2 separate regions of the Mus musculus genome follow, and region 1 is linked to region 2. Evidence: chromatin contacts called from ENCODE Hi-C data. All regions are on one chromosome and are shown on one strand. Each heading gives the region's core, a stretch centred on a gene start or an enhancer-like site at or near the end of the contact. The rest is flanking DNA. Distances are from core to core; before and after follow the strand shown. Region 1 overlaps Tnik (TRAF2 and NCK interacting kinase). Region 2 holds the start of Tnik (TRAF2 and NCK interacting kinase).

Region 1 (4,903 bases), core at 1,735-4,234, 220 kb after region 2:
TGATACCCTGTTACAATTCAGTTGATTTATTTTGTTTGTTTTAGAAAACATACAGTCTATTAAATAGAGTGTACCAATTAATACATGGTAATAATGGTTCATTTTTAAGATAGAACACACGGTATTTTTTCTCTTTCTCCTCCTCTAGCCCCATATAACAGATGGAACCCAGGGCTTTGCCCATGCCAGACAAATCTACCCTGAAGCCACATCCCCAGACCATTTTTTATTACTTTGTATTTTAAGACAGGGGTTCAGTATATTGCCAGCATTACCGGTATCTACAATATGTTGTGATGGCCCTCCTGTAAAGGGGCTGTCAAGCTTAGACAACTACATGGGAATTCATTATGGACAACAAATTTGAAATGTTGACTCAGTAAGGTGGGCCGTAGAAACTTGCTTGATCTTGGTCTTCCTGTTTGTACTCGAATCTTGTAAGGAAAGCGAGCCTACCAAGCAGTTCTGTTTCTCTTCTTTATAAAAGTCAAAAGGACTTGCCTAGAGCTTCATTGGAAAATTGAAAACATCAAACTTCTGAAAGGAGTGTATGTACCCTCATTCCTCTGGCTCCCATCTATTCATCTCCTATGGATTTTTCATGCCTTCCTAATTTGTTTTCTGAATTATTTTCTCCTCAAAGAAAGCTTTTAAAATTTTTACAGTAGCAGTATTCTGTTTTTGGAAAAGAATCCACCAGCCTTTAAAAGCATCGTGCGTCAGTTGCTAAGTATTTTATAGTATTTATAAGTGTAGGTGTTGAATGTCTATCAATGGGTGGTACATTATTATTAATTATTATTAGCATTAAATTTCTATTAAGTTCGTGGCATCTAATACAGGTTTTGTTGTTGTTGTTTGGGCAGATTAGGAATGATACTTAAAAACCAGTACAGTTCTGTTACTTAAATAAGCATTGGTTTTCTTTTCTACTATGTATGAACGTGTGAATGCGTGCTTGTGTGTTAGGTGCTTTGATGTGTGTGCACATGTGTAGAGGCCACAAGCCTCACCTTAGGAGCTGCCCACCTTGATGTTTTGAGACAGAGTCCCTCACTGGAACCTGGAACTCACCCACTCTGCTGGGCTGGTGGCCAGCCTGCTGTGATCTTCTGTCTCTTCTCCTCTCCAGCATTGGGATTGCCAGCAGGGGTGAGGGCTGGGGGATGGAGGAAAGGGCTCCTCGTGGTTCCATGTGGGTGACCTTCCTGACTATGGCTTAAGCACTTGCTAGCTCCATCTTTTCACATTGTGTCAAGGAAGGGCCGCCTCCAGCAGTTTTCCCAGCTCTCTGTAACCTGCCTCCCACTGTATTTTCAAGTGCATGGATTTATGACTTTTTATCGTTTTTTTCTGACCACACAAAGCTGATGGGCATACTTCCACCTTAGGATCCATGACTACAGGAAACCTGAATCTGTTCTCCAGGGCGATGGTCACTCATGTTTGACTGGAGATGAACTATCTCTCGCATTTCATTTAGGGAAAATGAAAGAAAGGGAAAGGTTGTCAAATGTTCTCTCTGGTTCTAAAAGCAGTCTCATCCCTAATTGCTATCTGTAAGGCTGAAATGTCAGCGGCTGCCAGGAGGAATGTAATTTGGGGGTGTGGCCACCTTTGCTTCTCTGCTTTTTAACTTTTCAGTCGTCCATATCTTTTCAATATCCATGTTGCTAATATTTAAATGAAATAATTATATATTTACAGAAACGAATCATCCTGGATAGCAAATATATGAAATATATGTTAATTATGAAGCCTTTATTCTGTTCTTTAAGCTTCAGAGGTGTGAAGAGAATAAAGAGGAAGGCAGTGCTTTCCTGCTCTGTTACTTTGATGCAAAGTCAACCTGAAAGGGTTCCTCCTTTGAAAGCCTCAGATGACATTGCTTCTTTTATTTCCATTGCTGTGCCTTTAAAAGGAGATTCTGTAGTGTGTGTGTGTGTGTGTGTGTGTGTGTGAGAGAGAGAGAGAGAGACAGAGAGACAGAGACAGAGACAGAGAGAGAGACAGAGACAGAGACAGACAAAGAGAGACAGAGAGACAGAGACAGAGAGACAGAGACAGAGAGAGAGACAGAGACAGACAGAGACAGAGAGACAGAGACAGAGAGACAGAGAGACAGAGACAGAGAGAGAGCGAGAGAGAGAGAGAGAGAGATGTTTGTTTCCAGAGAACTCATTCCCACAGCACGTGGGGGATTAAGTGGCCATACTGCAGGCACGAATGGGCTATTGAAGATGTAGTAATGATCAAAATCTAGAGAAATCCATTAGAGAATGAAAAATGCCTTATATAGGTAATAAGTGAAGTATAATGTATACTGCACAAGGTGCCCCTAAGATGAGGGAAAATATTGGTAAGAATTGGGGGTGGGGGGGGGTTTTCTAGGGGAAGACTCTTAGTCACTGGAGCCCAGGATGTAGACATAAAGGCAGCGTCAAGCAGGCATAGCAGAAGGAAGAGACATAAAGGCACTCTGGCACATTCGAGGAGGATGAGGGAACCAGGTTCGCCCTGTGGTAAAGATGGGGACAGCAGGACAGAGGTTATAAATAGTTCCCATCAAGCCCCAAAAGAGCTGGGATATCCCTGTCACTTACCCAGGCACACCACCAACTGTCTCTCTATGTATTAATTTGATCTCTATTGCAAACTACTAACCTAATTCTATCTGTTTTATGGATAAAGGGCCTCTAAACAAAAGTTACTCTAGACCCTCCCAGATCACCCCTGAACACCTCCTATCCCTCAGTCCCTTCCTCTTAACTATTGTTCTGCCTTGTGTGACCTGCAAGGCTTCACTACAGAACTGTGTCTGTCTCCTGGTCTGTGTGAGAAGAAAGGGTGGTCAGAGAGTTAGCAGCATGCTCTCACCAAGTTCTCACCATCCCTGATTTGTCAGCGAACTGTAGGATGAAAGTGTGGTCAAAAGAAGAATTTCACTGGAGTCAGGGAAACCTCACCCTTCTGGAAAGGAAGCTTCCTAGCAGGGGAGTCATATTGCAGCTAAATTTAGCTGTCCGTCAGTACACTCACTACCTCGTCAGCCGTCTGGCCATTCAGGCTGGCCTAGAGCTTGGGCATGCCTTACTTACTAAAAAGGACTCTTGCTCTTTCTCGGCGGCCTCATATTTCACTTATGTTCCTTGCCCCAAGATTGCAGGCGAACCTATTTCCAGAATTACTGTCTTCTAGGGAACACACACCAATGAGGCACTTAAGTCCTTGTTCCCACTGACTTACTCCCCAAGGACAGCATGCCTGCTGTCAGATTGGTATGGTCCCTCACTCTGAAAGAATGCCTTTAATTCATAACAGAAACTTTTACAGTACCTTTTTTGTTTGTTTGTCTGTTTTTGCCTTTGTTCTCCTAATGCACAGAATGGTATGAAGGTCCATGCTCAGAAAGCATGTAGTTCATATGGCCTGTGCTAGTGACATGGGAGGCAGCAAGGGTTGGCACCACACATAGTGTGCTGGGCCTTCCCACATCAATCATGAAAGTTGCCCACAAACTTACCTGTAGGCAAAGCTGGGGCATTTCCTTAGTTGATATGCCCTCTACCCAGATGACTCCAGCTTGTGTCAAGTTGACATGAAACTAGCCAGCACAAAGGAACACTTTCCAAAATTAATACCTAAGCATCAATTTTCCCACTGTTTCCAAGCACTCCAAGCCTCTTTGGTCCTCACACTACATTATCCATGTTTTAATAGAGACAATGAAGATCTTGTTAAGTGACCAATTACACACGGAAGTCAGAAGAATGGTCCCGGAGGCCACATCATGGTTTGGTTGAGAAGCACTGACCTCACTTCAAAAAGTAGTGTCTTCTAGCCCATTGCTCTCCGTGTCTGACTTTTCCCCGTGCCATGCTGCTTTTGGTACTGTAACTCTGTAGTATAATTGAAGTCAGGAATGGTGATAATGTGTTATGCTTTCTGCTCAGGACCGGCTGCTTAGGCAATGTAGGCTCTTTTGTTCTTCAATATGAATGTCTTTATTTTTCTATTTTAGTGAAGATCATCATGAGAGTTTTGATGGGAGTAAGGAGAGCCAAGAAAAGGGAGAGCACAGGGAATGTACTCAACATATGCTAAAAACTGGTATGAAAATTGTAATACAAACAGTAAAACATGGTTTAAAATCATTTGTGAGGTGCTACTAAGCAAAGACAGAACAATGCCACCTGTCTGCCCTTTCCATGCCCATCACCCATGAGATCCCCAGCTAAGGCCTCATCTGGGCATCTTTGTAACTGGTGGTTCTGCACACACTTCGCTGTGCACTGGGCATCTACTGAATGTCAAACTCTAAGGACCAGATTCACCCTTTGGTTCCCCTGACATTTGGGAGCTCAAAATAGTGTGTCAGACAAAGGAGAATCTCTTTTAAATATGGCATGCTTAGCAGCATACCTTGCCCCTACTCACAAGATGCCAGCACTGACAGATAGTCATAGCAATCAGAAGTCTAGACCCTGTCACATGTCCCCAGGGGGCAAAATTGCCTTGCTGGAAACCACCATTTTAAAGTATCCGAGGTAGAGGTACAGTGTAATGTGCAGGCATTTATTAGGATTAAAACATACTACTTTAAAGTCCGTCCCCCATAGAATGGGGGGATATAGTGATGCACATGTGCTCTCACAGAGGAGACGTCTGAGTGAGAGCCCTCGCTACAGCCCTTTCCCCCTTGCTCAGGAATCATTATGACTCCAGTAAATTGCTCACTAAATTTCATCTGTCGCCCTGGTTCCTGCTCAGATTCAGCTAAAGCCTGTTGAAATTGATTTTTGTGTCAGCCGCACAGCAGAGATTCAGTAAGGACCAGAGAGCATCCCTTTCATTACTGTCTATTTTTTTCCCCTCTGAATTACTTTAGATTTGGTGGGCCCTA
Region 2 (4,786 bases), core at 1,646-4,145:
CTTCCTGTCTGCCCTTGTGAAGGCTGGGGTTCCTTGTTACCTGGGCTGTTCCATAACGAAGCAATAACCGACCAAAATGGTAGACCTTACTTTCATTATAGTGATTTTATATTGAATGTTTTCTTTTCTATAGGAGGAGGTATGTCTAGTGCTGTGGGGTACTCACCAGAGAAGACTTCTCAGACCAGACATGGGTTTAATCTAAAAGGAAGTCTTTATTAGCCAGCCAGCAACTATGCTAGGATCCCAGTGTAGCCCAGAGCCTTTCTCAGGGTGAGATTTTAAGCACAAAAACCATGCTCTAGGTTGACATACTTCAGTTAACAAGAACAGTTAGCCAGAAGCAGAGCCACAGAAGCCAAAAAGCAAGGCTAGTACATTTAGAGACTTTCTCAGAATTATGGTTTTTGATGGACTAGGCCTAGGCTTTAGTTTTAGAAGATGGTGTTGTCTCCATGCTGTTTTACAGCTGAGCGGTCCTTCCATCATGGAGTCAGTGGTGCTAAGTCCTTGGTGCCTACTAAGGACTGGGGCCCTAGTATGTCTAGACCTCTTTTTATAGTAGTGACTTATGTTTTCTTTTAAATTAAACACAAAGCAAAAACTGTTGATAAGAGTGCAGGATGGAAAGAAATCAGACTTCTGCTGGAACAGCTGAAATCTGAAATGTACTTGGCCTAAAGAAGAGAGTTTGATGTTCCTGAATAGGGCATGCAGAACTCTGCCTGATCTGCCCTCTGCCCTCTCCTGGTCCTAAGATTTCCCACCCTTGCCTGCCACTGCTTTCTACCCACTCCTCCCTCCCTCCCCAGGGTGCACTGTGTTGAACCCTCTTTGAAGCTATATCCATCCTTTCTGTCTGAGGTGGGGCTTCCTCAGCAGCAGTGGACTAGTCTGAACCTATTGTAAACCCCAAAGTAGAGTCTTGTGCTATTAGAGTTAGGGGAAAAGACCTTTTTGTGGTTTCACCTAAGTCTGTAGTACTTTTCTGTGAGCATGTTTATCTCCTATTTTCAAGTCTGAAGCTTTTAAAGGAGCCCTGCGTATGAATCTCAATACCCTAATCTGAAATTATTTTGCTTCATCTTGAGACATGTTAACCTGTTGTCTAGAGAAAGGGTGAGATAAGAAGGAGGAGGAGGAGGAGGAGGTGGAGGAGGAGGAGGAGGAGAGGAAGAAGAAGAAGAAGAAGAAGAAGAAGAAGAAGAAGAAGAAGAAGAAGAAGAAGAAGAAGAAGAAGAAGAAGAAGAAGAAGAAGAAGGGAAGAAGAAGGAGAAGGAGAAGATGATGATGACACACAAGGAAAAGTGTGGTGGAGGGAAAAGATGGCTTCTACTTGGTCCCTTCGTGGAGGCTTGTGGGTTCGGAACAGCATTCTAGTTTCATGGTATGGTTTAGAGAGCACATGACCCACCCCAATGAGTCCAAGACTAAACAGTCCAGCTAACACTAATTTCATTAGTGTTGGTCCGTTCATTCATTCTTTCAACTTGTTCTGAAGCTCATAATTAGTTTATTCTTCATGACTTTAAAAAGAAGTGGCAACAGCCCAAGTGTTGGTGTCCATGTGTAATCTGAGTACTTGGGTGGGCGGGGGGGGGGGGGTCATTTGCAGGACAATGAGGAGTTCAAGGCCATCCCCAGCTGCACAGTGAAGGGAAGACTTCCTTTAAGTACTTAAGATCTGTCTCATAACCATACCAAATCAAACAACCAATAAGATAAATCAAAAAGAACCTCTACTCCCCCCAAAAGAAAACAAAACAAAAAGTCAAATAAAAATCAACCCCCCCCAGTATGTTTAGCTTTTTATCTCAGTAGATGCTAGAGGAACACTCAGAACTATTGATGAGTTGAAGCCAGTGGGAAGAGTTCACTATAAATGTTTTCTTCCGACGTATTTTGCGTGGCCAAACTAGGAGACAGGCAAGGATGCGAGAGGGTTGGGGAAGTGACTTTACACTTTTGATAAAGAATGACGGGTTACCACTGCAAACACCCAGCTCTTGAGTGAAAAAGCGAGCGAAGTCAAATAGCTCGCGGGTCAGGGCTCACTATCCTAGAGCCAAACTTTCTCCATGAATCCAGGTAGGTCACCGCGGAAAAGCTACAAAGGAGGAAACACTGGGTTAGGTACTATGTTGCCCAATTAATGTCGGCCTTGGAGTCACCTGAATCCTTCGAGCTACTGCACCCAGGGAGCAAGCTTCTCTTTTCAATTCGGTCATTTCCGTGGGGAATTGCGGCACGCGCAGGTCTTGGGTGTGGCGATATCCAGACAGAGCTCACATCTCTCGGATTTCCAGCTTCTAGCAAACCTACTCAGCCTAGAGAACCACAGACGATTCGGGCCTGCCTTCCTGCAACCCAGTGGCCGCGAATGACCGTGACCCTGTGGCCACTGCTCAGCACCAAAGCCAGGCTGCCGGCTCGGCGCGTGTGAGCTTCTCCCCAACTCGCTCTGCGCGGGGAGGCGGATCCCCTTCCCTGCGCACAAGTCCTTATATGCACCGGTTGCACCGGCCCGCCTTTACTCCAGCCCCACAAATAATTAATGGGGGAGGGAGGACGCTGCTGCCTTTTCCCGCTGCCTCTCCCCACCACCCTTTTCACCATTAGAGTATCTGAACGCAGTCAAGAAACCCCAAGATACGATCGAAGAGCCATTTTGGTGCACTGCACAAATTGGACACATTAAAAATATATATTCAGCATTCAGGCTCCTGCACAGAGAGGCTCAAAAACGGCTGTTTAGATTCAGCACTATTAACCCTCAAAAGCTGGGGCGGAAAGGGTGCGTACCCCTCCCCCACCCTGGCTAGTGGCGGAGGGACCCGGTCAGGAAGCGCGGCCTCTCCCCAGTCGGAGACCACGCCTCTCCCCCCCCCCCCACTCCTCCCAGGAAGCGGTGATAGACAGTTCTGTGTGGTTCTCCACCCCCACCTCCCAGCTGAGTGGAGGAGTTGATATGTCTCATTATAACAGCCAATGCAGCCGCCATCCACGCACAAGCAAAGAAGCATGTCCCATTTAAATACACCCACGCAGCCCCAGCGCCCTTAGCCGATCAGGGCGCGCAGCCCACACGCACCGCGGCTCCGGGCTTGGAGATCCGCGCAGGTCGGGCTCCGGGATCCCGCGGATCGACGCTCTCGGAAGATCGGGATCGGACTCTTGCTGGGGCCCGGGTGGGCGGGGGAGGCTGGGCCCCGGGCCTCTCTGGCGGACAGCCGCATGAGGACGCGAGCGAAATAGACCGGGGTGGAATTGCCAAGGAAGACGCTTCGGGGTGGTTTTGGTCCATTTCTCCCGCGAAGAGTCGACATGGCGAGCGACTCCCCAGCTCGCAGCCTGGATGAAATCGATCTCTCCGCCCTGAGGGTGAGCAGAACGTGTTTTTTCCTTTTTTTCCAATGGTCTAGGGCTGAAAGAGGGAACGTTCCCTGCCTTTCTGTTCTAATTCCGGGGCAGCCGAGGGGTTCTAGGCTGAGCCCCTACCCCTACAGCAGGGGCTGGGCTCCCCTTGTGCTCCTAGGCTGTTCCCGAGGTTCCGCAAGGAAGCTGGTAGAGCTTGTCAGTTTCATCTTCGATCGGTGTAAGAGCATTACATGAAAGGCTGGTGTGTGTGTGTGTGTGTGTGTGTGTGTGTGTGTGTGTGTGTGTGTGTGTACCCGGGCAACCGTCTCGTGCCAAGGCGCGAGACCCGACTGCTCCTTGCTGCAAAAGATTCTCTTGGAGAAGAAAGGCACTGGCCCTTCACGTTTGCCAGCTACCTGCAAGATGCCATCGTGAGCTAGCTGTCTCTACCAGCGGACCCTGCTGCTCCAATGGAGCAGTAATTGCTGCTCTGGGCTGGTCTTGTAGGTGCTAACTGACTCCCTTCCCGGCTTCTGTCTCCGGTGCTGGGGCTCCGGCTCAGCTCTTCCCTATATGCCAGTGTGCACTCACCTTTATCTGTGGTTTGAACTCAGCCCTGCCTATTCCTTCCCTCGGTGACTGTGACCTTTCAGTTTTATGGCTGAACTTCAGCAGGTGAAAGAGAAGCTTAACCGCTTCTCCTCACCACACCGGAACTCCCTGGAGAGATTGTGTGTGCGTGTGTGCCTGTGTGCCTGTGTGCCTGTGTGTGTGTGTGTGTGTGTGTGTGTGTGTGTGTGTGTGTGTGTGTGTGTGTGTGTCCCAGGTCTGTGAACAGTCCTTTGTAAAACATATTCCCTTCCCCGAGCCCGGCCGCTTTGCCTTTACCTAATGAAACACCTCAGACGTCGTTCCATTGTATTGAATAAGACTTTAGTGATCTAGAATCCATTTTGCTGTTGTTTGAAAATCAGACTGCCAGGAATCCCATTGCAGCCTCGACGCTTCCCCACCCCCACCTCTAATCCCAGCACACTCCTTCGGGGAAGGGGGCCGAGCGCTCTTGCCATTTTAATTAGATGCTGCCTGCCAGGAAGGGGGTGAGGAGGGGTGGTGGCCTTGGCAGCAGCAGGCATCTGAGAAAGATTGGACACCAATCTCAGTTCCACTAGTTTCTTCCTCTCCCGAACTAAAAATAAAATAAACAGCAAATGCATATGCTTGATGCCTGGAGGGTAGGTGAGACCTAAGAGATGGTGTCTCATCTCATGTCACCCACCGCCAGTAGGGGTGGAAGTTCAGTGGTTCTCCGGAACACATTGTTAGATTGATGCTAGAATCTTGAGGCCGTTTACCTGTGTCTACTAAAGCCTTCCTGCCCTTACATTTCTCTACAAATATTTTAAGGGGCTAGATACCTGTCTGATGG

The links. Hi-C counts contacts between places; a loop is a spot of excess contacts on that map.
Region 1: a loop to region 2 is called in a map of gastrocnemius, with 6 times the contacts of the local background. The contact joins the enhancer-like site here to the promoter of Tnik in region 2. A Hi-C loop is called at or near these places in 3 of 37 maps with a recorded cell type or tissue (gastrocnemius and regulatory T cell).

What each region holds. Positions count from the first base shown.
Region 1 is chr3:28,482,892-28,487,794 of GRCm38, forward strand. The region is part of intron 2 of Tnik (TRAF2 and NCK interacting kinase); the gene reads left to right. Among named protein-coding and RNA genes, the nearest start is that of Mir466q, 65 kb to the left of the region's middle. Within about 2 kb of position 2,985, at least 1 of the 3 ENCODE cell types and tissues checked has a DNase peak (open chromatin) inside an H3K27ac peak, as active enhancers do.
Region 2 is chr3:28,260,319-28,265,104 of GRCm38, forward strand. Tnik (TRAF2 and NCK interacting kinase) reads left to right here and starts at 2,896. Exons shown (of 33, transcript NM_026910.1): 1 at 2,896-3,381. The coding sequence starts at 3,325.